Linked DNA regions of Mus musculus: region 2 is linked to region 1. A link is a loop called in an ENCODE intact Hi-C map of the cell type or tissue named here. Cell type or tissue: heart. All regions are shown on one strand. Links, peaks and the distances in the headings refer to the core of each region. The heading gives the core; the rest is flanking DNA.

What was found. Hi-C counts contacts between places; a loop is a spot of excess contacts. Peaks named below come from ENCODE experiments on the same cell type or tissue, not always from the same donor. Only the 100,000 strongest peaks of a DNase experiment are listed, where the experiment ranks them.
Region 2: a loop joins it to region 1, with 2.7 times the contacts of the local background. A loop is called at or near these places in 3 of 42 quality-filtered maps.

What each region holds. Positions count from the first base shown.
Region 1 is chr7:144,487,983-144,490,893 of GRCm38, reverse strand. Ppfia1 (protein tyrosine phosphatase, receptor type, f polypeptide (PTPRF), interacting protein (liprin), alpha 1) reads left to right here. Exons shown (of 32, transcript NM_001195086.1): 24 at 1,635-1,697; 25 at 2,177-2,203. Among named protein-coding and RNA genes, the nearest start is that of Cttn, 19 kb to the right of the region's middle. In heart, for the core only: no CTCF peak of the experiment used is centred there; a DNase peak (open chromatin) is centred at 1,463; H3K4me3 peaks cover 320 bases; H3K27ac peaks cover 2,500 bases.
Region 2 is chr7:144,905,824-144,908,734 of GRCm38, reverse strand. Gm39119 (a long non-coding RNA gene) reads left to right here. Exons shown (of 3, transcript XR_870078.2): 2 at 1,477-1,621. Among named protein-coding and RNA genes, the nearest start is that of Gm39119, 3.3 kb to the left of the region's middle. In heart, for the core only: CTCF peaks have their summits at 687 (motif pointing right) and 1,543 (motif pointing right); no DNase peak of the experiment used is centred there; H3K4me3 peaks cover 724 bases; H3K27ac peaks cover 640 bases.

The sequences.
Region 1 (2,911 bases), core at 205-2,704:
AGACATACATGCAGGCAGAATACCAAAGCACATAAAAATAAATTATTTAAAAACAAAACAAAAAACCCTCACATGCATTTATTGTACCTGTTGTCCCGAGGGCTTCCGTGCAGGAACTGAGGAGTGTATACTCTATTATCTATACTCGCACTTCCTGCCTTTTGCCTTTCATGCCTGATGACCCCGGACCATGCAGAGTTGGACTCTGCATTCACACAGAGTGAGCAACTTGCTGAGCAGGTTACACATTCCCCTGTGACTTCTTCACAGTGCAGCAGTAGGACAGTAGGGATCCAGGGTCTCTGACTCGACAGGGATAGCTGCTGGCCTGGGCCTGTGGCTGGTCTGTCACAGAGGTGGGATTGTGCCTCTTTATCTGCCGTATGTCACAGAACGGTGTGCTGGACCGTAGAACAAGGGAAGAACACTTAGACTTACTTTGCTGAATTAAAATTCACTGGCATCCAGCCCCTGCCCTCCTTAGTCTGTGAACTCTGCCCTGGCATGGGCTCCATGGCAGCATGTAAGGAGTGAGCTGCTTGCATTTTCTCTGGAGTACTAGCTCTGCAGAGCACTTTGGATGTCACTAGTGAGGAATAGCTGCTGCCACCCAGTGTCCTGGTCACCAGAGAATGTATTTTTCTTCTCACTGGACAGTAATTTTTCTCTGTAAAAATCAACCAAAGGGGAAAGCCAAACATGACTGTATTCCTGACTACCTTGAGTGATTCTGGAGAAGCCCTCAAGTACCTTTGAGATGCCTTTTTGCAACCCTCACCCTAACTCAAACTTACTTTAAAGTGTTGGAAAGTTTTTTTGCTCTCTGTGGGATGAACCCTGGATTCTGTCTTCAGCTGTGGCTCAGAGCTCTTATCCAGAGAATGATATTTGTTGCCACAATCCCTCCTGTTCCCTGATAGTTTCATGTCAGAAAGGCATGTTTATTGAGGCCCCTCCAAAGTCTTTCTCCGCTGTGCTTGTACGGGGAGCTCCCACCATCTTAGCTTGGAAGTGTTCCCTCCACACTATCAGGCACAGGCATAGATTCCTCCCTTGAGCTTATAGTAACAAGCATATAGACTTTGGTCCTGTCTCTGGTTGTGTCAGGGAGACAGCCAGGACATGGTATGGTTAATTTTGGCCTGTCTGGGCTAGTTCCTTGGTGTATACCTGCCAGCTGGAAGAGGGGCCTTCTGCTGCTGTTGGAATGAGGTTGCTTATGGGAGGCATTCCTTTAGGAAGTACTGGAGATAAAGCCCAGGGCCTTGCGCTGATAGGCAGCTCTGGCACTGAGCCCTATCTCCAGTCCAGTGAGATTGTTGTAAGAGAGTGAGCAGAGTTCTGAGAGAGCCAACATTTCTGGAAGTCTAAAATGGGTGTTGTTTTCTTTATTTATGTACCCCAGGGGCAGACACAGCAGCCCAGCCCTGGAAGCTGTGAGCTCTTCTCTGCTGAGCAGTTGCTGCCAGAGTATAGCTTCTGGCAGGAGGGCTGGGCTCATGTGGCTTTTTATCTTTTTCTGTGAAGAGTGGCCTTTGCCTCAGGCTCCTGTGCCTGAAGTTTATTTGTGTGCCCTCTCCTCTCTGTCATGCTTCCCTGGCCCTGGGATATGGCTGGTGCACTGGGTACCTTAGACCACAGGAAATGTCTGGTTGACACATGAAGAGATGGAAACGCTTACAGCCACGCCACAAACGGTTAGTCACTGCAGCCTGCGTTCTCAGGGCACGTGTTGTGTCAGACCAGCTTGGGCTTTGGCCTTTTCTGTTGGGAATGAAGGTGTTAATGTTCAGTTGTTTCACAGACATGTCCCCTCTTAGGTTATCAACTAAGTGTACAAACTGGAGTTTGTTTTGCTTTAGTTTTTTCTTTCCAGGATCTTACAGTTGCTGCAGATGTGCTCATTTAGATAGAATTGATTTGCCCTCGGGACAGAGCTCAGTTTAGCACCCGACTCTGATAGTGGAACCCAGCTTTTCCCTCTTACTGATATGCTGGCATGGAAAGGGTGTGTTTCTTGCATGAAAACCCCAGGCTGCTGGTGCTGCACAGACTGCATGCTGCTGCGATCCCAGCATGCTCATGTGTCCAACCATCCATGATTGCCTGCTTGCCTTACCATAGCTTACAAACACTAACGGTTTGTTCTTTTGCATTCCTAACCATGTAACATCAGGAAGACGAGGAGGGAAGCTGGGCTCAGGTTGGCATCTTTCTCTACCTACCTACCTTCACTGTGTGGCAACAGAAAGTTTCTGGGATGGTAAAGCTTGGAACTTGTCTTTCTGGATATTCTTAGAACCCCAGTCTGCTCTGTGTGGTTAAAGCCCAGGGCAGGCTTGGCAGCGTCTCATGGACAACTTTGAACATTTTCACAGGAGCCTTTGTGGTGGCTTTTCATGAGCACAGGCTTCTGTCGATGTGGGGTCCTTCACACAGGAGCCCACACCTTTTAAGAGTGCGTGCAGAATTCCCTGCTGGGACGACTTTAGGTTTCAAGATCTCCTGGTAGAGAAATAAAATTTGCAAACCTTAGAAACATTATGCCTTTCCTGTGTCTCTGTGTTGATGTCTTACTGAGTGCTGCCCTAATACTGAATAGATTTAAAGATCTCACTGGGGGAATTCTAAGAGGTGAGGCTTCTTCCTGTCTCATGGGTGTTTGCATTTTCCTGCTAACGTTTTTATTACATTTAGGTATTTGTGTTTATCTGTCTGTGTGCACATGCCATAGTGAGGTCAAAGAACAATGCAGGAGTGTCAGTTCTCTTCCCCATGTCGGTTCCAGGGAGGAACTCTGTTTTCAGACTTGCTGGCCAGTGCCTCTGCCCACTGAGCTCTCTCACTGTGTTTGCACTCTCAGTCCCCAGTTCTTTACTACCCAGGGAGCTCTTCCTAAGTGCTTTGCCAT
Region 2 (2,911 bases), core at 222-2,721, 420 kb before region 1:
CAGCACTTGGCAGGTGCAAACAGGAGTGTAAGGAGCTAGCGGTCATGGTTAAGGATTGCCTGGACTATGTGAGACCCTGTCTCAGAAGAACAAAAACCGGGAGGGAGGAAGGAGGAAAGTGAGGGACTGCTTAGCTGTTGTGATAAGAGCAGTGTCTTAGCCCAATTAAACAAAACACCACAGGGATCTGTCTATTAGATTTCTCCAAAGTTGCCAGTTTAGCCGGGCATGTTGGCGTACACCTTTAATCCCAGCACTCGGGAGGCAGAGGAAGGCATATTTCTGAATTCGAGGCCAGCCTGGTCTACAAAGTGAGTTCCAGGACAGCCAGGGCTATACAGAGAAACCCTGTCTCGAAAAACAAAAACAAAGTTGCCACTTTGATACAGTAAAGAAAGCATAACTGAACATTGACACGGCACCACGGAGCTAACCCTCTAGACTGAGAACCACCACTCTCAACCTTCCTAATGCTGCTGCCCTTTAAAACAGTTCCTATGTTGTGGTGACCCAAACCATAACAATATTTTCATTGTTACTTCATAAGTGTGATTTTGCTAATGTTATGAATCTTAATGAAAATATCTGGGCTTTCAGATGATCCTGTAAAAGAGTAGTTCGACCCCACAAAGGGGTTGCAGCCCACATGTTGAGAACAACTAAATTCCCAAGTACCCTTGGTGCTTCTCTTTTCCGCCTCTAGAGGGAAGGCTAGCCAAGGTGACTGCCTTTGAACTTTTTTGTATTGCTGACTGGGCGCCTGGTGTGCGCGAAATGACGTCAGCATCTGTATTTATCCCTGCCTTATCTCTGGTTGTACGAATAAGTACTCTAAATAGTAAATAAATTTTACTTTGGGTTTTTGTTTTTCGTTTTCTTTGGGGGGGGGAATATTTTGTCAGTTTGGGTTTTTTCCTTGTTTGCTTATTTTAATTCTTTTTAAGTTTATTAGGGGGGGGGGGTCAGTCCATGGCATGTATGTAGAAGTCAGAGCACAATTTGCAGGATTGTGCTAACACAATCCACCATGTGAAGATCATGAATCCAACTCACGACATCCGGGTTAGTGGCTAGTGTCTTAACGTTGCTGTGCTGTCTCCTCCAAGACCCTTTTTTGCTTGCCCTTTAAGACAGGGTTTTATGTAGCACAGGCTAGCCTCAAACTCACGATGTAGTCAAGGCTGGCCTTAAACTCTTAATGATCTCAAGTCAATCTCCTGAGTGCCGTGGTGACAGGTGAGCCACCACCACAGCAAATTCTCGATGCATAGCACCTTGGGGTTGTGGGAAGGAACTAAACACTCTTTAGCTGCCTGTGGGCTCCCTTCACATAGTAGTTCCTTCGGAGAACCTTTGTTTGCCTGGGCATTGTCTGAAGCTATAGGCGAGTAGAAGCAGTCGCCACCCTCAGATCAAACTGCACTAAGGGTCCAGCATGTCTTGCATCTATTGGATCCGCATCCTGTCACCTCTCAGCTTGCAGGTTCTGAGCCCACGGGACACTTTTGGAAGCGCAGGCATCCTCGCGCGGCGAGTTCGGTGAGGGACCACCAGGAGGCGCGCTTGCGTTTCGGACGCTCTGAGGCGCCGCCGATCGCGGTTTCCCTGCAAAAATATTCAGGTCTCATTTCTTTCTTTCTGCCCCTAGCCACGACTATAAGGGTCGTGGAAGAGTCGAGCTTTACTTTTACAACTAGGGAGGGATTTGGCTGATATCACTCAAGACACACCCTGAGATTCCTTGCCCGCCACAGCTGGACACTCAGCCAGCAGACACACTGGGATCCCCTCAGCTCAGGGCATGTCAGTATACCCAAGATGTCCAGACTGGCCCATGCTGGTCACTGCAGGCTGCGCTGCCCACCTCCTCACCCAGCCTCCAGATGTGACACCATACCACAGGAGGCACACAAACCCCTTGGCCACTCTAGGCCTCCACCTTCCTGAACCGGGTAAATGAGAGGACGGATGAGTATACATGCTTATTAATGTCTGCTAGGACTGCCAGAACAAAATCTTATGAAGGGGTAGGTCAGGTGGCAGTGTCAGCCCTTGAGGTCAAGGTGGGCAGGCCTGGCCACTGAAGCCTGTGTCCTCACAGACCTATGCAGAAACCCTGGGTCATCTTAGTTATCTCTTTAATTTTTGGTTTGTTTGTTTTTGTTTTCTGAGTCAGGGTTTCACTATGTAGTCCTAGCTATCCTGAAACTCACTGAGTTGACCAGACAAGCCTCGAAGTCACAGACATCCTCCTGCCTCTCTATCTGCATCCCTGGTACTGGAATTGAAGCCATATGCCACCACACCAGGATTTTTTTTTTTTTGACAGTCTCTATATAGATCAGAACAGGCTAACTTCAAACTTATCTCCGCCCACCTCTGCCTCCTGAGTGCTGGAATTGAAGGAATTTTTATATTTAAGTGTGTGTGTGTGTGTGTGTGCATGTGGATATGAAGACCTGAGGCTGGTGTCAGGAACCTCCAACAGTCTTCCACTTAATTCTTTGAGGCAGTGTCTCACTTACACCCAGAGCTCACCAATATGCACAGCCTCTCTAGCCAGCTTGTTCTGGGGAGCCTCTGTCTATGCCTTCAGAGGCTGGAGATACAGGCAGGCGCCACACTTACCCAGTGACAGTGGTACTGAGATCCAGTCTTCATGACCTGGACAAATGCTTTAACCCCTCTCCTTTTTCTCCAGGTCACGTGAATTCTATTTCCGCTTTCCTCCTGCTCCTTTAAGATCCCTTCCTCTCCTCTCATGACCTCCTGTCTATGACACACTGACATAAAATGTAGCCAGGTGGTGGTGTCGCACGCCTTTAATCCCAGCACTTGGGAGGCAGAGGCAGGCAGATTTCTGAGTTTGAGGCCAGCCTGGTCTACAAAGTGAGTTCCAGGACAGCCAGGG